6 separate regions of the Homo sapiens genome follow, and regions 2, 3, 4, 5 and 6 are each linked to region 1. A link is a contact called in ENCODE Hi-C or POLR2A ChIA-PET data. All regions are on one chromosome and are shown on one strand. Each heading gives the region's core, a stretch centred on a gene start or an enhancer-like site at or near the end of the contact. The rest is flanking DNA. Distances are from core to core; before and after follow the strand shown.

Region 1 (4,388 bases), core at 614-3,113:
ACAGCTGATAAAAATGTTAAGCTTGGTGCTAATAGAAGCGTTTTCCAAAATGAAAAATTTAAATGATTACACAGTAGAAAGTACTAGTTACAAATTTTTCCTTCTATGCCAGTGTACGGTTTTCACTTACCCCTCCCAGATCCTTAATGTCCTTTTGAAGTTTTTCAGATATGGTGACAGAAGGTAAGTCAAGGTAAAATACTTTTCCCCAAAGTGGCTTACATTTGGATTTTTCTGGCCTGTTATCAGTTTTCAGAGATTTCAGAGATGGTCTGTTTTTTTCATTTTTGACTTGGATTCCACCTATTAAAGATGTTTAGAATCAGATGTTTTACACAGACACTTTTACTATTTTTAAAATATTTCATTATACAATATTACAGAATAAAAATCCTTACAACCCTACCAGTTTAAGTTATTAGCATTGAAATGTATTTCTTTGTAGTACTACTTAGGATAGAGGCAAAATGCCCTATATACTTTCACAGACCGCATATTGTAAAATAATAGTTGACTCAGCAAGAAATATTCGTGTGTTTATTCCTGAGGCACGGAACTATATAAAACTCTTTTGAAAGATTTTCTTTTTTTAGGATGTAAACTCCATGGGGATATTTAATACTCAACTATTTATTGAGCATCTGCCATTCTGCTGAACATTCAAAACTGGTGTTTAAACTTCATTTAGCGATGAAAGAATCCTCTGTTACGCAGAATAACCTAGTCCTCAAGGGTTTCAGACTGCTCAAGTTTTAGTTTCATATAAAGTTTGTCTGCATATTAACAACTAAACGGTCCATTTCACATACAATTTGTCTACGTATTAAGAACTTAACGGTCCATTACGAAGAACTAAACCTTTCATTATTTTCATTAGAAACAGATCTGAGATCCAAGCAACTGCTTTAAAAATTAATTTTTCAAACGCAATCTGTTCTTAAATTGGTAGTTACTACACACACACAAACACCTGTACAAAAAACTTAGGTGCTGGAATGTTTCACCAAATAAAGTGACTGAAAATGGAAATTTGCTTTTGTTTCCCTGTTTGTAATGTTGAAACCAGCAATGGGGTGTTTGAAATACAATGCTTTCCCCCAACTTATGAGGAAAGGAAAATAAACTTTCAAGGGTAAGACCAAAAATCCACCCACAATCACTCAATCTAATCCTGAAGCGAAAAGCCACGAGCGCGTCTGACTTTAAATTGAGGATGCAGTCCGTCGCCTCCAAGGGCCCGGGCGGAGGCTTAGCATATGCGAGAGCCCGGGAGCAGACAGCGCCGCAGTCCCGGCGAGGTCCCGGATCTGCACATTGTTTGCTAGTTTTCAACCGAAGGCACGACCGGGAATCAATCTGGGACCGCCGCTGTAAACGGCAGAGCGCTCGAGGGGCCGGGTCAGGATCCGTTCCTTCTTAGGCAAAACACTGAACGGGGGCTCCTTCCTTCAGACCCCAGAGGCCGGTCAGAAGAAAAGAAGCTGAGGACCCGGCGGGAGAAGTCTGAAGAATCAATGGTGGAACCACGAGGGGAGGAAAGGATTAAAGGGACTGCAGGCGGAGGAGGGGCTTCTTACCCTGGAAATGTCCTTTACTGTGGATCCTCATGGCTCCGGAGTTCATGGCAGTCGCCCGGCACCTACATGCTGGGTCCGGAGAAAGTGTCGCACCGGGCAGCCGCGAAAGCACGGCTTCCCCCGGCCTGTTGACAGGACGGCCGCCTCTCTCCTTCCGCCAGCTACGGCCTCTACGCAGTAGAGGTACCGCGTCTGCAGGTCGGGTTTCCGGGGCCGGATCCGGCTCCAAGGCGCGGAGGAGGAAGGCGCAAAGCACAAACGAGTGGGCTGCGGCGGTTGAAGATTTGAAAACGCGTCACGCGGCCGCGGCGCCGATACGCGCGCCCCGCCCCGTCTCACGCCACGCGCCGTGCCCCGCCTCGCGCTCGCCCCTCGTGCCTGCCTTCTCGCGCTGCGCGCCCCGCCCCCTCACGCCGCCGTCCTTCTCGCGCCTCGCTCTGGCCCTGCAGGTTGTGTTTCCGCCTCTACCCCGCCTCCATTCCGTTGCTCTCTCAGTCTCAGACCCGGGCTCTCGGTCCGCCGCTTCAGGTCTTGGCGCAGCCTCAGAGAGTTGGCGCGGCTCTGTGTTGACCAAACCTAGTGGATGCAGTTAGCGCCGGAGCCCGGCCCCGCCCGTCACCAGGGTTATTCCCGCCTTCTAGGTTTGCCAGGACTGCCGGCCCTGCAGCTGCCTTCTGCCCCAGGTATGCTAATTTTCCACTGGTCGGACGTCTGGGAAGCTGAAGGCGAGGGGCTTTGGCTGAGTCCGGACTCAGCTCTGGCCGGGCCCGGGGCCGGGGCCGGAACCGGAGCCGGACAGCGGCGGCAGCCGCAGCCCCTGCTCAGCGCGCCCTGGGTCGCACAGCAAGCGGGGTTTTCCCGCGGTCACTGCCGACCCCACCGGCTGAGGACAGCTGCAGAGGGACGTGCGGGAGTGAGGGCGGCCCCGGGGGGCGTCTGAGGGAGGGTCTGGCCAGGCGGCCCCGGCCTTGACGGCAGCGCCACCGCAGAACGCCTCCAGGTCACTTTGTGTCCTTGGGTAGTTGGCTATTTGCGCTGTCCTGTTGACTTTTATTGTATTCAGACCTGTTTTCTTTTAGTTGAGTGTAAGTTTATTTCAACAATGAAGGAGTGGAAAGTAACATCTCATTTTTTTTTCCTGTAAAACAGAGATTAAAGATCAAATTAAAATGCTTGTGAATATATTTTAATTTTATAAGTTGGAACATGCCTCTCCAAAAAAAAAAAAAAATCTGTTTCTTCAGGAGGAAGAGGATATTTTGAACTATTTTGCATTCCTCTACTCCAGGCCATAATAGGCACTCCTGTAGTGGTTGATTTTTTTACCTGGTAGCTCAAGGAAGTCAGAGTATCAGCGTTACGGTTTTGCAGGTAGGTACCTTAAAGAATAGACAAGGGTGGGTTGTGACAAGATTAGCTGGAGAACGCAGAGAACAGGTTTGCTAAGGGAAATGAGAGTTTGGTTTTAGACAGGTTTATGTTGAAGGGCCTGGGGCGACAGTCATGGAACTATGCTTATTAGACAGTTAAAGATGTTTATGACTCGAGAGAAATGTCTAGCAGAAGTGGACATGGGAAGAGGAAATAGAGATTGATTTGATATCTCTCCAATAAAATATTTCTGCATCAAGGTCTATTGATGTCAATCATGGGGCAATTCATTAGAGGTTAACAGATCTTGAGTGGTGGAAGGAAGTGTAGTTTGAACAAACATATTCAATATTGTAATTTCTATGGGAAAAAACTTATTTTCAAAATATAAGCTACAGAGAGCACAAAATGTTTATATTTACAGAAAGATTTAAAAAGTTGGGAAGCACTAATATAGAATGTAGTTAAAGCTTTGGGAGGAAATGAAATTGCCAAGGAGAGCATGTGAAATAAGAGAATTGATTATAAGCGTCGTTGATGAAATAGTGAAAGAGATGGAGAAAATGCCACAGAATTGGGAAGAGACTGCAAACATTGGAATCATATGGGCTTCACTAACTACTTGGCCTCTGGGTAATTTTGAGCCCCAATTTTAATCTATTAAAAGGGGGTAGTACTTCTCAGGGATGTTGTGAAGATTAAATGAACATTTTTGAATGCTTAGTACAGTGCCTGGCACAGAGTAGAGCTCCTTAAGAGCTCCATAATTACTATCATTCTAGTGAACACTGCACCAGTTCCTTCATCCCCAGGACAGATAAGGTTAAGACTTGAAAAATAAGTATTTGATTTTGGCGTTTCAGGTATCCTTGGTTTCCTTAAGGGTAATTTGAGTAGGTGGCAGAGATAAGTACAGTACTAGATAAAAATTATAATCTTGAAGTTCAGACAGGTTGAGTGTACTCTTTCAAAAAAATTTGTTATTGTAGGAAAGTATAATGAAGGGAAGACTGGATCTTTGGAAGGTTTAGAGGATGTGGGAAAGATTTTTAAGCATGCTTCTATTGAGGAACTTTTTTTTAAAAAAGGAAGTCCCATTTTATGGTCTTGTGAAAGATGAATTGTGTGTCTTATTTGCCGTGAAGAGGAAGGACAGTAACATAGTTGCACCCTATGCGGTTAGACTCACCCTCGACTGCACTGAAGATGGTAATTCCAAGCAATAAATAAGCAGGAAGTCCGCTTTATGCAATAGTTAGTAATTTTCTAATCTATTATCCAAGGTTAGTTTTTAAAATATTACTGGAACCTAAATCTGTTAGTAGCCACAGAAAGGATATGGCTGTAGTCAGTAAGGATAGAAACCTCCTTTTTATTGTCCAGTAATCAGGTCTGTTGGTAAGAGGGTAGGGTTTGTCTTAAAGTAGATCTTGAAAATAT
Region 2 (4,388 bases), core at 1,248-3,747, 5.0 Mb before region 1:
AGAAGACTCCTAAACAAAGAAGTTGGAATTTGGTTCACAGTTTAAAAAGTTTGAACATATTTTCTTATGATAACCTGTTACCCACAGCAGAAGTTATCCATAAACAAAAATAATCTGGTATTTACTAATTTTATACAATCAATTGTAAAACTGCCTTGGGTCTGAAGCTTTCACCAACTGGGACTTAATGTGAACCATAAGCAGGAAGAGTGAACAATGATAAATTAACATAAAAGATAGCAGTATCAGGAAAAGAAGAGGACAGAGAGTTAACACTCAGTACTAACATATATAATTAAATAAAGTTTCATTGTTTTTTACATTGTCCAAATGATCTAGTAACCTAAATCATGGAATTTCTGATCTAGCAATGGTTGTTGTCAAATTCAGTAACTAAAAATTCAACCCAGTGTAGAAAAGACACTTCTCTGTTAATTTAATATTTGTAGCTTACTATTTTTTTAATAAATGATTTATTCAAATAAATTCTAGCCATGATGTGCTGCTTCCTATTTGCTGGCAATTATTTCTGGATTATATAAACATGTTAATTACCAGCAAGTAAATCTTGTTTTAAAAGGCAAATGATAAGTGTGAACAATTATCAAAATGGAGGATTCCCACTTGTGTCTCTGGCTTAAAGTCTAATTAGTGACTTGTAGTGATCCAATATTTTTATGTAAATATAAAATCTAATGATTTGCCTTCTTAAATTTATAAGGTATATGAGATTATAGATAGCTTTATAAATACAAATTTTGTTCAGAAAACTGGATCTTATTTTAGAAGACATGCTCTTAACACAAATGTATTTTATGAATTATCTTAAGCTTAAAGACATACAATTATTCACTTTTATTTTTAAAGAAAAAAGTATTATAATGCATTGCAAAATATGTGCTACTGAAAATGCATCAATTTTTATTTCCCTAGCCTTACCTCACACTATAACATAGAATCAGTTTTATAAAGGCAAAAATTTGATTTACTGTGAGATTAGTAACATGGTTTTAAAGTCAAAAGATTTATAGAAGTAGTATTTCCAATTCAAACAGAATTTTGCCAGGTTTTAATTTTTCTACAAAGCACTTAAGTAAATAATTTTGTGAAAAGTTTTGCTTTAAGATGTTTTAAAGGGTTTCAAGTATTCTACAGATAGAGATTTTGGGGAGAACACCAAATTCTTTCCAAAAAGACAGCTATTTCAAGTTTTCTTTTACTCCATTGTAGAAAGTTTTAAAGACTTTTTTTTCTCCAAAATCTAATTTTCACCTGAAATAATTGTATTCAAGGGTTTCTCAGCAGGTAAAGTATACATTCTTACAAGGTTTCAAATTTCAGATTTCCAATAATGCATTTAAACTGAGCACTCCTCTTTTTGTGTATGTATCTACTATCTGCAGTTCTATTATTTACACTAAATTTTAGTCTTTTTAGCTCCTCTGAAATACGTTAGTGAACCCTCAGCAGTTACTAACCACTTAATAATTGTGAGCCCGCCAGCCCCTTCAAGTAGATCGTTAACCATAAGAGTGCCTGACAATTTCCAAACCATATCCTCTGTCTAAAAGGAAAAGATAGGGCTTTGTGAGGCAGAAAGGAAGCGAAGGAAAACAAAACAAATGTAGCTCATGCTGAAAGTGAAAAGTGCTTGGATAGATTAGTATTTTCTTTTCTGCAAGGCATCCTGCCAAACTTTTTCTTTATTTTTTTAAGAGAAGAGTTATTTTTTGGTCTGATTTTTCAGTTTCTTGGAAAGTATTGGTATTTACCACCCCCATTGGCCGCTCATAATTATTGTTGGTTGTTTTGTGTTTTTCCCATCCGTCCACGTCACACAGTGAGGATGCCCCCCGCTTCACCCTGTCAAAACCCCAACTCTGGGCGACCCTGGGTTTGGAAACTCCGCCGACTCCCGACGACACGTCCCACTCTCTCCCACTAATGCCGCTTATTTTAGTCGCAGGATCCCCCTACTACAGTTTCAGCGAAAGCCGGAAATTTTCATTTAACTCTCCCCCCCACCCCCACCCCCACCGCGCCCTTCTAGCCCCCGACTCGTAGAAGGGAGCTAGGGAGCCCGGAGCTCGGAGCACTGCCGGGACTCGGCCGCCTCATTTCTCTCCGGAAGGCTTTAATTTGCACACTTTCTTGCCACTGCGCCACGAGCCCCCAGCCCCGCCGGGGGGTGGGTCTCCGGCAGAGTTGGCTTCGCGGGTCCCTGCCCCCACCCCGCACGGTCGCCCCAGCTGCCTCCCCGGCTGGGGCCCCCAGCGCCGGCCGGAGCCCAGCGGCCCCCGTCCGCCCCCAGCGAGCGGCGCGGGCGGCGCCCTCCGCCGTCCCTCCGCCCTCCGCCGCTGTGCCCACCCCCTCGCCGGAGAGAGTGCTGGTAACTCCTTCCCCAGAGTCTGATTACCTGCTCCGCGAGGCCGCGGACACGTGCGGAGAGCCGACTGACACTCGCAGCCCCCTCGGGAGGCCCGACGCGACTGGGCCCCTCAGGTGAGGAGCTGTGCGCTCGGGTGGGTGGGCTGCGGGGTGGGGGGTCCCGGGGGAGATCTGGGGGATTGGCCGGGGTCCGAGGCAGAACTGTGGGTGGGGTAAGTGGAGGGTGGCGGGGGGTGGGGGGGACCTGTGTTTCCTTGGAATCGGCTTTGGTTAACCCCTTACGAACTGAGACGGGATTGGTTATGGGGGCCAGTTTTGGGGAGCTAGAGGATTCTCCTTATCTGATGAGAGGGGGAGATCCCAGCCTAGGGACACCCGCGACACCGAGATCCTGCTTCCACGTATCCGTACGCACACACACCCACACGGAACACGCCTCATACAGTTTCTCCAAACGGAACTGGAACTCTACTCGGACACTCACATAATAATTCACATTTAGGGTTTAAAATGCACTGCCTCTAGGGACTCCATGCTGGAGAATGTGCTTGCATTTCCCCCTCGAAAACTCCCTCTCCAGCTCGCTGAGGTGTGGGTGTGGGCTCCACCTTCCCCTCCACGAGATAAATGTTAACGCAGGCTTCCTGCGGGCGTGTTATACACAGAAAAGTGCACGCAGCCGGCCAGTGCCCAGGCTTGGAGCCCCGCGAAGACGCACGTTTGCTGTAGTTTCCAAGTTTACTTTTATAATTTAAAATATTGGAGTTAAACACACGCCCCGCAGTGAGCAGCCCTGGTCCCCGCAGCGCGCCCGTCCGTGTGCATATGGGCGCATCTGCGTGTGCGCACACGCGGGAGTCGCGGTCCCCGGTGTGGCCTCTTGTCGCTGTGCTGGTGGCGACCCTTGTGGTGCTTGGCAGGCTTCGGGAGAGGCGCATGAAGGATTTCATTGAGTGTGAAGACAGAGAGCAGAGACAGAAAGCAGAAGGAGGCGGCTGCAGCCTTTGTAGTCGCGGAGGAATGCGGAAATGTTGAAGCACTATGTCAAACTTTTTTTGAAATGGGGTCAAGTCACATTCAGCCAGCGTGGGAAAGCAACAACAACAACAAAAAAAAGTGGAGGAGAGGGGGGGAAAAGGCATTGCTGCTCCCGTTTCTCTCCGCCGAAGCCGACCGTCTGGGGGGCGAGTGGGGGGAGAGCCAGGGCAGTGCGGGGCCCGGCGGGGGCAGCAGGCGCAGTTCCCTGCGGGGGTGGGACGTCCCCGACGCTTCCTTCGCTGCGGAGCCCGGGGCTAGACTCGAGCGGGAGGGGGTTGGGGGGATGCAGGACAGGCGGGTTGGGCGGCCGGCGGCGGCTCCCCGGCTACCTGTGTGGCCCTCGACCTGGCTCAGACCCCCGGGCAGTCCCTGGGGGCTCTTTCCTCGGCTTTTAAGGAAAGTTCTGAATGTAGTGAGTGCCAGAAGCTCTGCTCTCGCCGCGGTCCGCTCCACCCGCTCATCGTGGGGGTCGCGCCGTTTGTTTAATTCCTGGCAAAAGGCGAGCGGGCCAGCGGTTGCGAGGCAGGTAATTCCGAGGTGCCCCGGGAATTCCGGACATGCGGCCGTCGTGGTGAAAGTCCTGCCGAGGCCGCGGCGGCCCTGGAGGAGGGAGGCCCCCTAGGTCCCAGATAGCTGCTGAATGGGGAGGGAAAGTTAGGGTACCCTACTCTGGCGCTTTGTTGTGCAGAGGGCTCCGGGGGCGTCCGGCTGCAGACTGGACCGGGCCTTTAGCCGGAGGGGGAATGGGGCAGCCACCTCTGCTACCTACAGCGGGGAGGTCCTGGGAATGGGAAAAGGTTCGCGAGTCCGGGCCCCGAGGACAGAGACCTTCTCTCTCACCCCTGGAGGCGCAGGATTTAACCCCCCACCCCCCACCCTTTGAAAGGGAGGTTGAGTTTTGCTCAGGTCGAAATCAGTTTAAAACTTAAGGACGAGGCGCGATTATGCTATCCCCTTCCTGA
Region 3 (4,388 bases), core at 495-2,994, 4.6 Mb before region 1:
TTCTTAGTGTACCTGGCCATATCAAGAACCATAATCTCTCCTCTTCCTTTCCATAGAGAACCCCAAAAAATGGGCTCAAGGTTGATGTTTCTTTTAAACCCATATTTTATATTTTCCAGGGGAAAAAATAAAAGCTAAAAAACAAAAAGGAAAGAGTATTATTAACTTTATAAACAGTGAGCCTCCTGCAACAGAGCTCATTCCCTTTTGGGGAATCTGGACCATTCCCCAGAATACTAAGGAAGGGCTACCAAGGGCAGAGTCCAAGTTCAATGGTGAGAAATGAAGGCAGTGGCAGGATACACACAACGTCATTACAGTAAAAGGCACTGTCCACAAATATCTTACATTTTTCAATTTAAATATATGTCTTCTCCCTTTTCCTTTGGTGGAGACTTTCTTTTCAGCAGCCGGAGCAGATTTGTATTTAGTGTTTCTGAGCCGAGCAGACCTCCTGTGAATTTCCTGCTTACTCTGTTACACAAACAAATTAAAGAACAAAAAGAGAAAGAAGTAAAAAGTGCATAAAGGTTGCAGTACAATCATCTTACAAGGATCCCAGAGTATGTACTTTATAAGAGCATTTAACAATTAAGATTGCCCTTTTGCTTTTCAAGAGAAGTAATTACAGCAACTAGGCTAAGTAAAACCGGAAGTTCAGCACCCGGAATCTCGGAGCTCGCTGGACAGGCGTCTCCAGAGCCTCCAAAAGGTGTGAGCTGCTTGTAATAGGGCAGGAGGCGGGAGTAGGAGTCAGTCTTGACCAAGACAAACACTATTCATTTGTTGTGTCTACAATAGAGAAAAACACTTAACAACTTTACTCCCTAAGGCCAGAGAACGTAGTAGGTTATGGCGCCCCCTGCAACGGAATACTTAAGCTGCCATTTACAATAATGACATAATAATCTTACTTCATAACCTGATATGACAAAACCTTTAACAAGGAATGAGGTCCAGCGCCTGCATTTGTGGCATGACACTGTATACGACTGTGTAGACATGTGTATATTGAGATTTTCTTAAGGGCTTTACATCTTGGTTCTTATTGCTTTGAATTTCTTACAATAACAGGTGCTTCGGAATGGGCCAAACGAAAGATCTCAGTAGGAGGTGGGGAGGGGCGTTCCAGCCAGCAGGAGCACGGCGATCGGGGAAGCCCGCGCCCGCCCGCTCCCAGCCAGCCCGTCCCCGCCCGCCTAGCACCTGGTCGGCCTCCGCCGGCGGGAGGGGCCGGAGGAGCTCACCTGCTTGCCGCCCCCGCCCCCGTTGCTCTGCGGAGGGGTGGCGGAGGTGCTGGCGAAGGTCGCCGCGCCGAAGCCGCCGCCGCCGCTGCCCCCAGTCCCTCCAGCCGCCCCCGAGCCTGCGCCCCCGCTGCCCGCGCCGCCCCGGCCAGTGCAATGATGGCAGAGGATCTCCCCCTGCGCTCCCTTCTTCCACATGGAGGACGACGTGGTCTTGCATACGCTGCAGGTGGGCTTCAGGCCCAGCGGCATGGTGGCCGGCTCGGGCGGCCCCCGCGGGCGCAGAGACACGGGAATGGCGGACGGTAGCCCGGCCGCCCCCTGGTCGGCCCGCCACTCCCGGCGATAGGAAGAGCGGTGAGAGCGTCGGCACGGAGCTGCCGGTGAAAGGACCAGGCCGCTGGCGCTGCCCCGTGGAGGCGGGAAGCGGGTTCCGCCGGCTCCGCAGGCGGAGGCCAGGATTCCCTGGCCCGAGGCACTGGGAAGCAGGACTGGGAAAGGGATCTGGCCGGGGTGGGGGGGACGCGGAGACTTCCGGCGGTGAGCTGGCCCCAGGGCCCCGCAGCCCGACCGCCTGACCGGAAGTGCAGCACCCGGAATTACTGGGAGCTTGCTGCAGTTCCGCTTGCTGTCGCCTAGGGGCAGGGTTCTCAAACTTTTTGGTCTCAGGCCTAGAATTTGCCGGGTAAAATACAGGACGCCCAATTAAATGTGACTTTCAGGTAAACGACGAACAATTTTTTTAGCGTGAGTGTATCCCATGCAATAATGGTTTATCCGAGAGGCGTTTAACTGGGGGTCCTGTATTTTTATGTGCTAAATCTGGCAATCCAGGTCTGGCGTGGTGGCTCACGCCTGCAATCCCAGCACTTTGGGAGACCAAGGCCGGCGGATTACTTGAGCTCAGGAGTTCGAGATCAGCCTGGCCAACGTGGTGAAACCCCTTCTCTAATAAATATACAAAAATTAGCCGGGCTCAGTGGCGGGCTCTGGGGTAATCCCAGCTACCCTGGAGGCTGCGGCAGAAGAATCTCTTGAGCGCGGGAGGTGGAGGCTGCAGTGAGCCAAGATCGCGCCATTGCACTCCAGCCTGGGGGATAGAGTGAGACTCCGTCTCAAAAAAAAAAAAAAAATCTGGCAATCTTACTTAGGAACCCTTTACACTCTTAAAAATTATACTTTGGACATCGCCCTACACCTCCCCCATGTCTATACTTTTGTTTAGTTGAATTCAGAGCATGCCGTTTATGGACATCGACAAAGGGTTCAGAAAATGCCATCCACTGACATCTATGTATTAGAAATTGAAATTGAGACATTTTACAGCCTAAGATGTCAAGCGCACATTCTTCAGCCGTTGGATAATATCGTTGCAAATCCTGTGGACTCTGAAGAGTATACCGATTAGAGAATGCGGAGAAAATCGAATAGCTGGCTGTTATTCAATTCAAAACTGTTGGAAAACAGTTTTGGCTCTGAGGACCCAGCAGTTGACAAACAGCAGGCCTGGGACAAGAGCAGTATGAGAAGTCAGATCGCCTCTTTTAATGTCACTAGTCAGTACAGGCCTCGCCAGACAAGTCTCTCCTCAGCCTCACTTGGAAGAACATGCCCTCTCTTCATGATCCTGGGTTTCCTAGACTTAGTATCCTTGGAAAGGTCTTGATGAATATATTGTGGTGGGAAGCAGTGGGGAGAAACAAACGCCTATTATGTCACAAAACCACATTTAGTGCTTATAACAACCTTGGAATGAGATATTATCAGATTTTACTGTTAATTGGTGATCAACGGAGGCACTTCTATGTGGACTGGCTGTCATTATAGCTGCTGCCCTTGGCACCAATTTCGAGGAGGGCTTTGGAACAGCCCTCTGGGGTGTGGGTTGTGGCTCAGTCACCTCCCCTCTAAATCTCAGTTTCCTTAACAGTAAAAATAAGTTTCCAGGACTGTTATGGGGATTAGGGCCAACTGTAAAAGTGGCTGAGGAGACTAGGTAAAGAGTGTTGTCTCACTTTAGAACAATGCTGAAGGTGTTTAGAGCCTGCCATCCTAAAATATGCCACTTTGGCATACTGATTCTTCTGAGCCAGAGGCAATGGAGCAAAAACAGATGCAGGGAAGGCTGTCTGACCACCCTCTTTCTGTTTGAAGCGGAACATAAAAGTTCCCTTGTGAAAGGTGCCCTTTCTGTACCAGGAAGAGGAGAATATTATTGCCAGAGGCAGAGTTGCCACTGAGAAGAATCTACAAACAAAACCTTACAAAAATTTGTAACCCATATTTTCCATTAACTTTCTACATACGGTTCTTCGTCACTTTCCCACAATTTGCCAGCCTTAGCCCAAGCCCCTTTGTCTTGTCACATCCCTGCAATTTATTATTTTTTGTTTAAAAGGACATATAAGCTTTCGGGCCTAGTAACTTCTATGGGTCTTTATTTTTCTTACAAAGCCTCCTGTGCATGTACAAAAATATTAAAACTTTTATGCCTTTTCCAGTAAATCTGTCTTATGTTAGTGTAATTCCCATGCCCAGCTACAGAACCAAAGAGGTGAGAAGAGGCCAGGCGTAGTGGCTCATGCCTGTAATCCCAACACTTTGGGAGGCTGAGGCAGGTGGATCACCTGAGGTCAGGAGTTCAAGACCAGCCTGGCCAACATAGCGAAACCCCATCTCTACTAAAATTACAAAAAATTAGCTGTGTGTAGTGGCAGGCACCTGTAATCCCAGCTACTCGGGAGGCTGAGGCGGGAGAATTGCTTGAACCTGGGAGGCAGAGGTTGCAGCCTGGGCGACAGAGCGAGAGACTCCATCAAAAAAAAAAAAAAAAAAGGTGAGGAGGAAGTTTCTCCTCACCTACAGTGTGAGGAAATCTAGGCACTTGATTTCCATGCTCCTGAATGTCTCTCCATTTGGGAACATATACCTCTCCTTGCAACTCATCTGCAAGTGACTCCCTCTCATTCACTGAAAACTTTGGCCCATAACTCACCAGCTTCCTCTCCACTACAAGACACTGCCATGGATCAGGTCAATATCCACATGTACAGTTGTCCCTCAGTATCCATGGAGGATTGATTCCAGGACTCCCGATGATACCAAAATCCACAATCCATAAATGCTCAAGTCCCTTATATAAAA
Region 4 (4,388 bases), core at 795-3,294, 4.4 Mb before region 1:
AATCTGTGAACAGTGAGAAGTTACAAATCAGATAATAGCCCAAAATCAACTGCTGAAAGGAGGTTGGGGGGAAAAGTCATTAAACACATCCATCTTTCTTAATGAAATGACAATGTTTTTCAGCAACACAAAACACCAAAGCTACCAGTCTACACTACACAGTAGTTTGCAGAATGACAACCTGCAGTACACAGTAAAATTATTCTTAAATTATCGTTTGCTTCCTATGGTGCTCTGAAAAGTAGCAAATGCATAAAGTCATATAAGAGCTATTGTCCAATCACTGACAGCATTAAAATTATTTTTAAATCTAATTTCTGGAAAGTTCTGCAGGAGCAGTTTGAAAAGCAAATCAAATTCTAATGAGAAAAAACGCCTAGTTCAAAAATCTGAAAATATACTTTGAAGACATTCACAGTTTAAGCAGCAGGAGGGTCATAGGCACCAAGGTGTGTAACATCTGTGAGTGGCTGATACAAAAAAAGATTTCTCTGGAATTAATGATTGAAAATAATTATCAAATACAATCTAATATGATCTTTAAACGTCTGTCTCAAAAGCAACAAAGCAAAAGCTTGTAACAAAGCAAAACCTTCCAATACACAGATTTTTACACCTTACACATACCCACATACTTCACAAATTAAGAACTAGATGAAAATTAGAACACTAAAATTTAAAGGTATCTAAAATACACTATTTGAAACAGCAGACTCTTATCTTTACATTTATCTGTCAGATCTACCAGTAAAGCTCTTCTGAAATGGTCATTCCAATACAAGATTGTTCGATATGCCATTCCGTGTGAATAGAGCTTGGGAGACTAATTCTCAAAATCTCCTCAGGAGATGCTTTATTACAGCTCTAGTTTCAATTTCCTGCGACTCAAACAGCTACGTACAGAAAAACAGCTCATACATACGGAGAAGAATAAGAATACAGGGGAGCGCTCCATTCTTTTGTTTTGGTGGCAGAAGCTGCAAAAATAAAGGTTCACTGGAGCCATCTGCACCTATCCCCACCCATCACAGCCCTGCAGAGCACTTTTACCCATCCGCTTCTCAAGACTCTCTCTAGCCCCCGAGGTCGGCAGAACCCGTGGCTTTCCACGTCTCAAAGGATGGGGGTGGGGGGGAGGCTGCGAGGAAGGACACAGATCCTTTGAGGACAGAGGGACAAGGAGATGCATCCAGATGGGGAGGATGGGACGCGTCACGGAGACCCGGAGGCTTGCAAATTCGCTGGGAGAAAAGCCCTGTAGGGCAGAGAATGCTGCCTGTTCAGGGATGGGGACAGACAGAACAACAATGCTCCAAAACAGGCGACAGACACACTCCTAGTAGATCCGGGAGGGTGTGAAGTAGGTAGCTCTGAACTCGGAGCCACAAATGGGTAGAGGCAGCCTCAAACACATCTGTACCGCGAAGCTGAGACTTACGGTTACTTCTCTCGCTGAGGGTAAGGGTCGGTGGACCCAGCAACTCCGCAGTTCCGCCTCCGCCGCCCCTGCCTCTACAGCCGAGCTGGTGACCTCAGGTACCCAGCCCGCCCCACCCACCCGGACGGTTGCCCCTTCCTCGCCGGCCCGGGTGCACCCGCCAGGCGGAGGCTGATGTGGCCGAGGGTGCGCACTGGCGGCCCGCGGGAAGCGCTGCGTGAGCCGAAGGCGCCCGCGGCGAGGCTCAGACTGGGTGGGCGCCCCCCATCCCTCTCCGGCCGCTGCGCCGCCTCACTCGGGGGAGGGGAAGAGGGGGCGGTGGCTCTTGCCTCCGCCTCGCGGTCAAGCCCGGCTCATGTTCCAGCCTTGCGCGCTCGCAGCCCCGGCCGCCCTCTTCCCCTCCCCCGCCTCCGGCTCCGGCTCCGGCTCAGCCGCTGGCACCCCCACCGCCACCACCCTAGTCTCCTAGTCGCCTGCCACCAGCCCCTGAGAGACTGCAGGTCCAGTGAAAAGGAGCAGGAACGGCAGCAGCCCGGCCGCCGACCCGGAAGCTCTTTCACCGCCAACCGCGAGGCTGCAAAGGGTGTGAACCCGGAAGCGATTTCATAGCCACGGTAACGGCGGGGTGGAAAGCTAAGGCCTTTGAAGACCTGGGACCCCGTAGTTTCGGGAGAGGGTGAGGGGTGAATGGTGCTGAGGTGCGAGGAGAGGGAAGGACAGTAAAGAGCAGGTGGGCAGGAGGGTCTCCGACTCCAGAGACCTGAGCTTTTGGGGCGCGGGTGGGAGCGCGGGGGAACCCTCAAGACGGCTTTCTTTTGGCGACTGAGGGTTTTTCTGCCACAGGAAGCTGGGCCGGGCTGCTGTGCCTGGGAGGAGGGAAGGAGGAATGAGAAAGCGGTGACGGTCCCTGCCCCCCCTCGCCAGGTGACTGTCCCACCCATTTAGTTGAATGTAGCGGCCAGAGAGGCACTCGCGGCAGCCCGTACGGGTGGGACCTCTCGGTGTCCTTCGGGAAACAGGAGGAGCAAGTTCGACTCCAGCGAGGGAAAACGGAGGTGGGAGACTGAACCATCTCCACATCTAGTTGCCCCAGGCAAGGAGTTTATTTTTCACATGTAGTTACAGAGAAACCATAGCCACTTTTTGGGTGGAAACTCTTTGAGCAAAGAGGCTTACGTTTTTCCCCAGTAGTGGACGTTGACGGGTGGTGGCGCAGGAAAAAACCTCCCAGGCAGAGTGATTACGTATTTTTGTCATTGCAGGGAAAGGGATTCACAGCTTGTCATTCTAACTCACTTCTCCCCCTGTAACTCACTTCTCGCCTCTACACTTTTCTCCACCTTTTAAGGTTTTTGGCTTTCATCGCTTTTTCTACATGTTTTTAGCCTCACCAGAAGTCTTTCATCTCGGTGGTCCAACTCAGGATCTCAGCCTCATTATTTTCTTACCCTTCTGGAGTGCATATGTGCCTTTACAGTTTCTGTTTGCAAACGCTGTCTAGCATACTAAGAGGATGTTAGCAAACCTGTTCCATGGACACTAAATGGCAGTTGTACATCTCCCCTCATCAGTCATAGTGACAACCAGAAATGCCCTCCATATTTTCCAGTGATCCCAGGTAGGTGCCACCCCCCTAATTAAGGACCACTTCCACTGCTTTATTTATAAGATCTTATTACTTAGGGAGCATATTATCATTTGTGCCTAACATTTTCCAGAATGGAGTGAGCCATATAACAAAATGCCACGTTTCCTGTACTTATTCACTTGAACCCTCATCTCAGACTCAGTCTAAACATATTGCAAACTCTAGTTATACCTTTCTTGTATTTTAGTTCAAGCTACTCATTTTCTATCAGTTTGTCTGTGTTTCTCCCTTAGCAGTTTTACCTTCCTATGTTAGTTACTTTTGTTATTTTCCTGTTAAGCCTTTGTTTCCTTCTTTCATGTCACTGGAAGAATGTAGATTTTAAGTAGTCAAGTACGAATAGTTCTTGAAAATGAATTTTAAGAATATTTTGGGGATATGGTAAAAAAGTATTTGGTTTAAGAAAACAAAATACTGTTACTGTCATAGTTATGTCTTTTTAAAATCACATTTGTTTACCTTTTAAAAGTTCAGGCTTCTGTGCAGTATTAATTAAATATTCTAGAGAAGTGATGAGTATTGACAAAGTACTTTGCTAGTAAATGTTTTCTTAACATGAGTTGACCAAGACAGGAATTGATTTGCTTTAAATTGTCTTTAGAAAAGTAAGAGTTACTTGATTTTTCTTTTAGGTCCTTAATAGATAAAATGGTTTCTGTAATTGTGCCCATATATCATACAGTGTATTCACAATACAATGTCTTTCTTTTTGGGGCTTGCAGTCTTCAATGCGTCTGTCTCATAATTTGTAAACGTTTATTATCTTGAAGTCATTGTTAATCTGTGGTGAAAAGTAATTGCTAAATAGAAATTCTGAGAAGAAAAAGGCCTCATCCTTTTCACATGATGTAGGAAGGTCTGTTGCATGAGGTGGGTTTTAAGAATGATTTTATACAAAAAATTGAACTGAAAAAAATTTCATGAAGTATATAATGATAAAGAATGATAACGTCCTCAAAACCTTTCACACAATGAAATGTCTCTATCCTAATGTGTCACTGTATTTTTTTCTAGTGAAATATCTGTAGGGTTTTTTTGGATCTAAATCAATGGAAAGTTTTAGAATTTAAAATAAATTTGAAAAGTATTTAAATTATTTTATTTAAAATTTTTGTACAATAATTTTAATGGTTGTTTTAATCTTAGGCTAAAGTTTATGTAAAATGCCAAAAGCTACTGTATTTTAAAAGAATTTCTTCTTAGGGTAATTTTACAATCATAAGGCACTTTTTAATTATTATTTAGGGAAGTGAATTAAAAGTTACAGAGTGACATTTTCAGTTGCAGTGGAAGAAACAGGAT
Region 5 (4,388 bases), core at 1,238-3,737, 4.3 Mb before region 1:
TTTACACCTGGCTTAATAGAAGACTGTTGGGTTCTTTTTTCTTTTTTAATTTTTTATTTCCATAGGGTTTTAAGAAATGTGGTATTTGGTTACATGAGTAAGTTCTTTAGTGGTGATTTGTGAGATTTTGGTGCAACCATCGCCGAGTAGTATACACTGAACCCAATTTGTAATCTTTTATCCCTCACCCCCTTCCACCCTTTCCCTGAGTCCCCATAGTCCATTGTGTCATTCTTATGCCTTTGCATCCTCATAGCTTAGCTCTCACTTAGGAGTGAGAACATATGATGTTTTGTTTTCCATTCCTGAGTTACTTCACTTAGAATAATAGTCTTCAATCCCATCCAGGTTGCTGAAAATGCCATTCATTCATTCCTTTTTGTGACCACGTAGCATTCCATTCCATATATAAATATATAAATATATATTTATATATATCACAGTTTCTTTCTTTTTTTTTTTTTTTTTTTTGAGACAGAGTTTTGCTCTTGTTGCCCAGGCTGGAGTACAGTGACGCAATCTCGGCTCACTGCAACCTTTGCCTCCCAGGTTCAAGTGATTCTCCTGCCTCAGCCTCCCGAGTAGCTGGGATTAAAGGCGTCTGCCACCACGTCCGGCTAATATTTTGTATTTTTAGTAGAGACGAGGTTTCATCATGTTGGTGAGGCTGGTCTCGAACTCTTGACCTCAGGTGATCCTCCCGCCTCGGCCTCCCAAAGTGCAGGGATTACAGGCGTGAGCCACCGCGACTGGACGGAAGAAACGGTGAAACTTTTAAGGTGGTAGAATTATAGGATCTGATGACTGATTAGATGAAGCATGGAGAGGGCAACAGTGTGCACAGTGATGCCTTTTCTTCACAGGCATTATAGGAGGGACAGGTTGGTAGGAGGAGGCAACGGGTTTAGTTTTGGATTTACTGACCGGGGATGAGTGTTAGCTCTCTAGGTAGAGGTGTTCCGCAGGCAACTGGTGTTGCGGGACAAATCATAGACGGGAGAGACCGAGCAGAGTTCAGGAGAGCCTTTATTATTAAGGTGATCACCGGCTCAGTCGGACTAGGGTCCAGAAAGTCTGAGCCCCGAACAAAGGGATCAATCACCTTTTAAGCAGTTTGTGTTGGGAGTTACGTGTTGCATGAAGTGTACTTGCAGAAGCAAGAACAAAGGCAGTAAATTACTCTTACATTTGTTACACCATATGTCTTACGTCCTTGGGAATACATGCTTTTGTAACACTTGCTAATCAGTTTTGTGACTTTACAGCAGCGCTAGGGAGGGAAGCAAGAACTCGCTGTGCCTCAAGGAATGTGAAACGATGGAACACAGATAAGCCTCTCCACGCATAGGGGAGAAATAAGCAGTTAATATACTCTTAACCCAGGCCTTGGGTAGGGGAGGTGCTATATTACATTCTACCTCAAAGGAAAAGAATATACTTCTTGATTAGTATACTTATAAAATTCATTAATTTCCCTTTCACTGGATATTCCTACTAATTCCCCCAGGGCCTTGCAGTTTTGTCTCATTCGCTGCTCTATCCCCTAGCTTAGCACAAAACCTAGTTCTTAACATTGATTAAATAAATGAATCCGGTCAGGTGCTCCCGTGGGTGATCTGGAAGGAGTTAAATTTGGTAGTCATGGGAGACGCTTCTGTGAAGCCATAGGAGCGAAGATTGATTGTGGCGGCAGGACTGAACTCAGCTTCTGAATCTTTCTAGCCGCTAAACCTACAGACTAAGTGGCGTCCTTGGGGAATGCTGCCTCAAACGGCTCGCGACGTCCTAAAACATGTACATTTATTTTGGAAAATCTGTTTTCGTAAAACCTAGCATACTTAATCACCAACATTTGTTAACTTCATGGTGGCATATTAATACCTGTCAGGTTGATTTTAGTTGGAGTGGGACGGGGCTGACCTCACCGTCCTACCCTTCGGTATGAGGCCGGCGTCTTCACGACCTCGCTTTTCACAACCCCAGTCCCCGAGGGCTTATTTGGGGCTGTCGGAGTCCCCAAGACGTGGCCCCGGAGAAGGGTGAGGTGCCACAGTTCGAGGTGCCCCAGTACCCTGCGTCCGGACAGGGGGCGGTGCTCACGCCCAAGGCCCCGCTGACGCGATGTAGGCCGAGATCACCTCAGGCGCTCGCGGTGCAATCACAGAGCGCGCCGTCGCCGCTCGAGCTCGCCCTGAGATCCCTCCGCTCAGCGCCTTCAACGCCGTGTCCCGGCACCCCGCACCCGGGCACACAAAAAACGGGTCGCCCGCGATTCTCAGGGATTGATCGCCTCTTCAGGTAAGTTATCTTCCGGCCCCGTACCACTGTGCCACAGGCGCAGCCCGCTTCCTCAGGTGCCCTATCCCGCGCAAGAAGACCACGGCTTCACAGAGTGTTATTTAAGGGGCGTGGCCAGCGGAACATCCCGCCCCATTCTGTGACGCACGGGGTGGCGCGCGTGGGACCCGAGGGGTGGGGCTGGGTTTAGTAGGAGACCTGGGGCAAGGCCCCCTGTGGACGACCATCTGCCAGCTTCTCTCGTTCCGTCGATTGGGAGGAGCGGTGGCGACCTCGGCCTTCAGTGTTTCCGACGGAGTGAATGGCGGCGGCGGCTGGGATGCTGCTGCTGGGCTTGCTGCAGGCGGGTGGGTCGGTGCTGGGCCAGGCGATGGAGAAGGTGACAGGCGGCAACCTCTTGTCCATGCTGCTGATCGCCTGCGCCTTCACCCTCAGCCTGGTCTACCTGATCCGTCTGGCCGCCGGCCACCTGGTCCAGCTGCCCGCAGGGGTGGTACGTACATTCTTTAGGGTCTGAGTGGGGCGCGCGCCGCAGCTGAGGCGGCCGAAGGGCTGGCGTGGGCGGCTCCGTGGCCCCGACCGGCTCAGTGGATGGCAAGGGCGGGGGCGACTGCGGCCATGCTTGGCGTGGCTTTGGTGGCAGGCGCGCTGGGGGCTGGAGTAGTGGCTGCGGCGGCGGCACTGCTGCTGGTGGCGCTGGCTGTAGCACCCGCCATTGCCTTGTGTTGGGGGGCGGTGCTGGCCTCCCCGGCTGTGTATCTGATCCTAGACGGGGTCGTGGTTGCGGCATTTGTGGTTGTAGCGGTCTGTACTGACCGCAGCAGTGGTGCCCCTAGTGGCGGTGGCTGGATTGGCGGCTGTGGGTTTGAACGACCCGGTGGTCGTTGGGGCCCTTGGTGGGGGTCCTGACGGAGATGCTGTTGGCAGCTGGCCCGTCATCCTGGAGGCTGCCCTGTGTGGTTCAGTGTTCTGTGGGCTGTAGCAGTGCCCCTAATGGTGGTTTATACCCATATTAAGGAGGATGTGTAGAGTGTGGTAATGGTAGTGACTGGAGTGTGGTAAGGGCCTTCCTCTGATGCTAATAATGTAACAGTTTCTCGGCCGGGAGCAGTGGCTCACGCCTGTAATCCCAGCACTTCGGGAGGCCGAAGCGGGCGGATCACCTGAGGTCAGGAGTTCCAGACCAGCCTGAACAACATGGAGAAACCCCATCTCTACTAAAATACAACAAAACAAAACAAAAATTAGCTGGATGTGGTGGCACACGCCTGTAGTCCCAGCTGCTTGGGAAGCTGAGGCCCGAGAATCACTTGAACCTAGGAGGCGGAGGTTGCAGTAAACCGAGATTGCGCCACTGGACTCCAGTCTGGGCGACAGAATGAGACTCCGTCTCAAAAAAAAAAAAAATCATTTTCTTCAATTTAACAGCCTTATTAACCTAGCTTTCAATCTCCCAAATGTTATTTGATTGTGCCTTTTACAGTCAGCAATAAGTAGCTTTTGAAAACTACCCTTTTACTGACAATGCAATGTACAAACTTTTGACCAAGTAGCTTTTAAAATAATTTTTGTTTGAACCATACCAGGCATAAGAAAGAGTTATTTATTTATTTATTTTTTTCCTACACATGGGATCTTTAAGGAAATGATATTTGTCTCTGGGAAGACAAAGTTACTTTTAGTGTTTAAAGATAGTTCTATTAGCTGAGGTGTACTGTGAGGTTGTGGTGCTCCTTTCTATTTGAGACCACCAGAGAATTGAGGAGTATTACCCTTTTTCATTATTTTGTTTGATTTTCAGGATACTTAATGTTGTAATCTGCAGGTCTCATTTTGTGGCATCTAAAGAAACTTTTATGAAGAATGCTAGAGTTCTTGCTAGAGCTGATCTACTCTCTTAAAAACTCTAAAATCAGTGGCTCTAGTTCACTTGCAGTGAGAGAAGCATGAGATTGATTGTTTACTGAGAAGTAAATATAGCTTCTTAAACATTTCCCTTCTTTCTATACTACAAGTTACTGCTTGTCTTTTTCTATACCTTCTTTAAGCAAGTATCTGGGACTAAAATTGTGAGTAGTAGTAGTAGTAAG
Region 6 (4,388 bases), core at 623-3,122, 4.1 Mb before region 1:
CAACTACAACTGCAAGCAATTTAAATAAATCCTCTATTATGAAATGTGTATGTCCAAAGTAAACCATGTTTTGTAGGACTGCTTCACATATATTCAGGAAAGACATTTCTGGGGGCAGGCAATAAAAATTGTGAGGTAACAGACAAGTAAGACATCTAATCAGATCTTCAATGCTTTTGGAGGGGCACACACTTCACCTCCACTACTTCCGTAGATGCATAGAGCTTGCTCAGCCCCTCAGATTGCACAAGTGTAGGCTTTGGACTTCTAAAGATACCCTGATTCCCCTTTCCCACCATTTATAGATTCGAAAGTAAAAATTTACCTGGCTATATACAAGCATTTAAACCTTGATCTTAAATAGAGGGAGCTTATAGGAAAGTCAACTATATTTTAGAAATATGAAGCTAGTTTTTATATATATATTCATTTAACAAACTTGTGTTGAGCTTCTATCACTGCATCTCTGCGGTATGGCCCTTCATTGATAATAAATCACTAACCTGGTTTCCTTTGTTTATGTGAGGAGAAGAGAAAGGAAGAGAGGAAAAACAGTTACCTGTAATACAATTTTTGTCCAAGTATGACTGCTAACAATTATCTCTAAAAATAATATAATCCATAAAAGAAGACTTCATTGAAGGGAGGAAGGGGGCTTTTGAGCCCAGACAAAATATATGCTCAAATATGTAATTTTTAAAAGAAATATGCTACGCAGCTTATATTCTGTATATGTTAAATTTCTCATGAAGCCCAATGAACGATGCCTGTGTATAATTGTGTATTGTATTGTTTGCTTTACAGGCTTTTCCATAACCGTTCACACACACACACACACACACACACACACAACCAGGATTCGCCAGAGAGATATATAACAACTAAATTATTTAAAGCAGGAATTCTATAGGTGTTGGCATATGGAACCTTTCGGTCCTCAGAAGTTCCATTCACAGACTGCATTAACATTCCATAGGACACAAAAGCGCATGCCATGACAAAGACCTTCAAGTACAAACATACAAAGACACGCTTCTAAAAACGCCCCTAAAGCCAAGTTCACAGCTGGCACTTGTGGCACACACAAGCCACTGCTGAGACAGCTGTCACAGGCCAATCACACACACCCAAGAGTGCCAGCGTGCTACCTAAGGAAGACAAGCTGATGATCAGCGCACAAATCCCCAACCCAATAAAGAAAAGCCCTAAATCCCCACCCTGGAAAGCACAATGCCTGCACCACCCAGAAAACTCCTTAAAAAAATGAAAGATCGGAGGTTTAGAAGCAACTAAACACTAGTTTACAGCAATACAGTAAAAGGGGAGTTTTATTTGGACATTCACGAGAAAGGAGCCACAATATTCAATCCTCGCGGAAGTATTATCAGCTAGCACAAGGCTTTGTCCCCCAACTGGAAAAAGGGGAAAGGAGGAGGGCGAGGAGAGATGCAGACCCTAAGACCCTGCAGCACCTCCCTCTCGGGCAGTGCACTGGGGCTGCGGCGAACTCCGCTTCCCAGGCCCCCTCCCACCCCGTGCTAGCCACCGCCTCCCACCGCAGGCCCGGTTGCCTCGGGCTCTCCTACCTTGGCTTTGCCGGCCTCCAGCTTCTTCTGTCTCTCCTCGTCCTCCATGGCCTCTGCAAGGAAGGCAGGGGAAAACAGGGGTTGAGGGGTGGTTGGGGATAGAAAGGAAAGGTCGATTTGGACGGAGGTGGGACGGCAAGCTCCACGGCCTAGAGAGCCGATTCGGTCCGGCGCTCCCCCGCCCGAAGTGGAAGCAGTCTCCGCGCTCACTGGCGGATCGTCCTCAGCCGCACGGGAAGCGCCGTCACCGCCGCCGCCGCCGCCATCTTCGTCTCCACGTAAACACACGGCGAGGCGGGAGGGGCTGGAACGTCTGTCCGCGCAGCCGCCTCGTGGGCAGGTGCTCCTGGGGTGCCGCCCCGGCCCAGCCCTCCGGGGTCAACCCTTGCCAGGCCTGGGACCTGCCTCCTACCAGCGAGGATCCCGCCGTAGAGAGCGCCCTTCCCGCACATCAACGGCTCACAGGTGGCGGCCGAGCTGAGGGGTAGGAGAGACGGAGTGTGCCAGAGGCTCCTGGCCTGACCCCCACCCTCCGTCCGAGGAATCCACTGCTATTAAAACATGAGTTTTTTTTTTCCTTCAGGTTACAAAACTAACACACCTAATGGTGAAATTGGCGAACACCTACAAGCTCCAACGGAAAAGTTCCGGTGGGGGGTGGTGGGGGGGCGGACGCCAGGTTTTCTACCTACATTAACTGCTTGACTCAAGAATTATGAGAGCAGCTAATTGCTCTTATTACTTCCTTAGCCTGAAAAGTCCCTCCCTCTTCCCTCCACTGGTTCCCACTCAATCTCCGGTTCATCCTTATAGTCCCATCGCACACGCTGCCTCCAAATGGCTTTTCTGACCTCTTGTTCCCTCCACGGCAACCGAGACACATCCAGTCAAAACTTAGTCCCCTCCCCCGACTCTTTGGGGCTTCCCTTTAACAGTAGTGTTCTGAAAGGAGCCTGAGCTTTAGAACCTCGGTTAGGGACAATGCCAGACTACACTAACTTTCTAGCGTTAATGACAAGTTACCTATCCTCCCTGAGCCTACCTGGAATTTTTGGAAGGGTTGTTAATATATGTGACTGCCCTGACATATTAAAACGTCCTGAATAATGTCAGCTTTATTTCTCCTTGGACTTCCTTTAAGTACCCTGCACCATATTTTAATAATTTGTGTGCGTCTTAGTTCAGCTCATACTCCCAGCTCCTTGATGACAGAGACTCATCATAAGTCTTGCTCATCTTGGCTTTACTAAAATGACCAGCACAGAGCTCTGCACTCAATAAACGCTTTTTGGATTGAATTGAGCAGTGTTTATAAATTTAACATTACTATCTTTCCTTGTTTCCCCGACATGTGCTCCCTCAGTCCTTTGTGTTCGTCTCCCTGCCCTCCAATGCTCACATCCATTCCTGGAGTGAACTACACATTTTAATGTCTCTGGTTGATTACTCAGATTTATCATGTTTCTCCGTTGCTTTGAGCTAGGTTGGACTGAAAAACTAGCAGTTGTGAACAAAAAATAGGCTAAAATGAGTTCAAGCGTAGAAGTGGTGTTAAGTGAAAAATTGAGGTTAAAAAACAAAAAAGGAGATAATAAAGACCTTAAGTCTACCACAAACTGAAGATGAGTTTTAAATAGCCCTCATTTAGAAATCTTAGCTTTAAAAAAGATTTTTTTCTTAAGCTCCGTAATGCATACATTCTGCCAACTTCTAACAGCCAAGTGCATATTGTCCTGTTATCTCAACCTGAATTAGGAACCAGGTAAAATTAGACATTTTATCATAGGGATGAAAGAATTGAGGCAATAAGTGATTTACTTAGTCACCCATCAAATTAAGAGTAAGGACTAGAACTAAGTGTTCTAATAGTGCAGTGATTTAAATACTGCCTGGATTGAGGGATTATGAGTGTAGATGCTGATTGCCTAGGAGGGGGAAGCCCCAGGGTATCCAAAGCTATTCCTGTTTGTTAAAGGATACTGCTTTCTCGGTGACTAAATAAGTCAGCTGTTTGTAGGTGCTGAGAATGTTCAAGAATACCTTCCAAAGCAACAAGATTATTTCAATGTTTCCTTCACTGATAGCAGCCAATCATATACATGTCTAGTTTACATAATGGGTGCTCAATCAATGTTGAAAGTTAGATTTGTGTTAACTTCTATTAGAAGAGCAAGCATTGGGCACTAGTGTTCTGACTCTTCCTTATGGCACCTATTCTGTCATAACTTGTCATACCAATCATTAATTCATGTCATGTCATTCACTTACTCAGGTGATTCTTTCAGAAGATATTTCAGCAAAGACTTGAAAGAGATGAGGAGGCTGGGCGGGGTGGTGCACGCCTGTAATCCCAGCACTTTGGGAGGCTGAGCGGGGTGGATCGCTTAAGCTCAGGAGTTCGAAACCAGCCTGGGCAACATGACGAAACCCTGTCTCTACAAAATAAATAAATAAATAAATAAAAATAAAATACTGGGTGTGGTGGCGGGAGCCTGTAGTCCTAGCTACTCCAGAGCCTGAGGCGGGAGGATCACTTGAGGCCGGGAGGCCAAAGCAGTGAGCCCAGATTGTGCCACTGCACTCTAGAGTAAGGACCTAGACAACAGGTGACACTGTCCCAAAAAACAAGCAGGTGGTGGGTGGGGGTAGAGAGCCACGGAGATAGTTGAGGGTACAGCAAATCCAAAGAAAGGCCCTCAAGCGAGACCATGATGGACCTTCTCAAGGAAGAGTAGGAGGTGAGGGTGGCTAGAGTGGAATAAACAAGGGAAATAGTAGGAGATGAAGTCAGAAAAGTAACAG

The links. Hi-C counts contacts between places; a loop is a spot of excess contacts on that map. ChIA-PET counts read pairs that join two places held with the same protein, here RNA polymerase II (POLR2A). Pooled maps may share reads with other maps.
Region 2: a map of CD4-positive, alpha-beta memory T cell shows a loop between it and region 1 (7-fold over the local background). The contact joins the promoter of CDK6-AS1 here to the promoter of DBF4 in region 1. A Hi-C loop is called at or near these places in 2 of 168 maps with a recorded cell type or tissue (CD4-positive, alpha-beta memory T cell and naive thymus-derived CD4-positive, alpha-beta T cell) and 7 of 50 pooled maps.
Region 3: a map of naive thymus-derived CD4-positive, alpha-beta T cell shows a loop between it and region 1 (10-fold over the local background). The contact joins the promoter of GATAD1 here to the promoter of DBF4 in region 1. A Hi-C loop is called at or near these places in 1 of 168 maps with a recorded cell type or tissue (naive thymus-derived CD4-positive, alpha-beta T cell) and 7 of 50 pooled maps. POLR2A ChIA-PET finds 5 or more read pairs at or near these places in 1 of 52 experiments (Panc1).
Region 4: a loop to region 1 is called in a pooled map, with 28 times the contacts of the local background. The contact joins the promoter of KRIT1 here to the promoter of DBF4 in region 1. A Hi-C loop is called at or near these places in 9 of 50 pooled maps.
Region 5: a map of B cell shows a loop between it and region 1 (32-fold over the local background). The contact joins the promoter of CYP51A1 here to the promoter of DBF4 in region 1. A Hi-C loop is called at or near these places in 2 of 168 maps with a recorded cell type or tissue (B cell and CD8-positive, alpha-beta T cell) and 11 of 50 pooled maps. POLR2A ChIA-PET finds 5 or more read pairs at or near these places in 1 of 52 experiments (activated CD8-positive, alpha-beta memory T cell).
Region 6: a loop to region 1 is called in a map of CD8-positive, alpha-beta T cell, with 15 times the contacts of the local background. The contact joins the promoter of AKAP9 here to the promoter of DBF4 in region 1. A Hi-C loop is called at or near these places in 2 of 168 maps with a recorded cell type or tissue (CD4-positive, alpha-beta T cell and CD8-positive, alpha-beta T cell) and 8 of 50 pooled maps.

The regions. Positions count from the first base shown.
Region 1 is chr7:87,873,968-87,878,355 of GRCh38, reverse strand. DBF4 (DBF4-CDC7 kinase regulatory subunit) reads right to left here and starts at 1,863. Exons shown (of 12, transcript NM_006716.4): 1 at 1,578-1,863; 2 at 131-303. The coding sequence starts at 1,623. It overlaps SLC25A40 (solute carrier family 25 member 40), which reads left to right and starts at 1,996. Exons shown (of 12, transcript NM_018843.4): 1 at 1,996-2,260. RefSeq lists enhancers at 1,584-1,703, 1,891-2,400 and silencers at 1,764-2,023, 2,154-2,603.
Region 2 is chr7:92,834,592-92,838,979 of GRCh38, reverse strand. CDK6-AS1 (CDK6 antisense RNA 1) reads right to left here and starts at 2,497. Exons shown (of 2, transcript NR_110088.1): 1 at 2,417-2,497. It overlaps CDK6 (cyclin dependent kinase 6), which reads left to right and starts at 2,407. Exons shown (of 8, transcript NM_001145306.2): 1 at 2,407-2,502. RefSeq lists silencers at 2,105-2,464, 3,575-3,824 and an enhancer at 2,915-2,994.
Region 3 is chr7:92,444,838-92,449,225 of GRCh38, reverse strand. GATAD1 (GATA zinc finger domain containing 1) reads right to left here and starts at 1,744. Exons shown (of 5, transcript NM_021167.5): 1 at 1,248-1,744; 2 at 349-474. The coding sequence starts at 1,496. RefSeq lists an enhancer at 575-624 and a silencer at 1,055-1,824.
Region 4 is chr7:92,243,570-92,247,957 of GRCh38, reverse strand. It overlaps KRIT1 (KRIT1 ankyrin repeat containing), which reads left to right and starts at 2,044. Exons shown (of 19, transcript NM_194454.3): 1 at 2,044-2,168; 2 at 2,787-3,056; 3 at 3,809-3,956. It overlaps ANKIB1 (ankyrin repeat and IBR domain containing 1), which reads right to left and starts at 1,984. Exons shown (of 20, transcript NM_019004.2): 1 at 1,439-1,984. RefSeq lists a silencer at 1,549-1,938 and an enhancer at 1,869-2,163.
Region 5 is chr7:92,132,576-92,136,963 of GRCh38, reverse strand. CYP51A1 (cytochrome P450 family 51 subfamily A member 1) reads left to right here and starts at 2,487. Exons shown (of 10, transcript NM_000786.4): 1 at 2,487-2,791. The coding sequence starts at 2,600. CYP51A1-AS1 (CYP51A1 antisense RNA 1) reads right to left here and starts at 2,401. Exons shown (of 3, transcript NR_122110.1): 1 at 1,882-2,401. RefSeq lists enhancers at 1,499-2,325, 1,862-2,521, 2,892-2,941, 3,102-3,151, 2,326-3,152.
Region 6 is chr7:91,938,346-91,942,733 of GRCh38, reverse strand. It overlaps AKAP9 (A-kinase anchoring protein 9), which reads right to left and starts at 1,872. Exons shown (of 50, transcript NM_005751.5): 1 at 1,587-1,872. The coding sequence starts at 1,634. It overlaps LOC124901698 (a long non-coding RNA gene), which reads left to right and starts at 1,883. Exons shown (of 2, transcript XR_007060431.1): 1 at 1,883-2,070; 2 at 2,170-2,884. RefSeq lists enhancers at 1,582-1,731, 1,770-2,331 and a silencer at 1,932-2,041.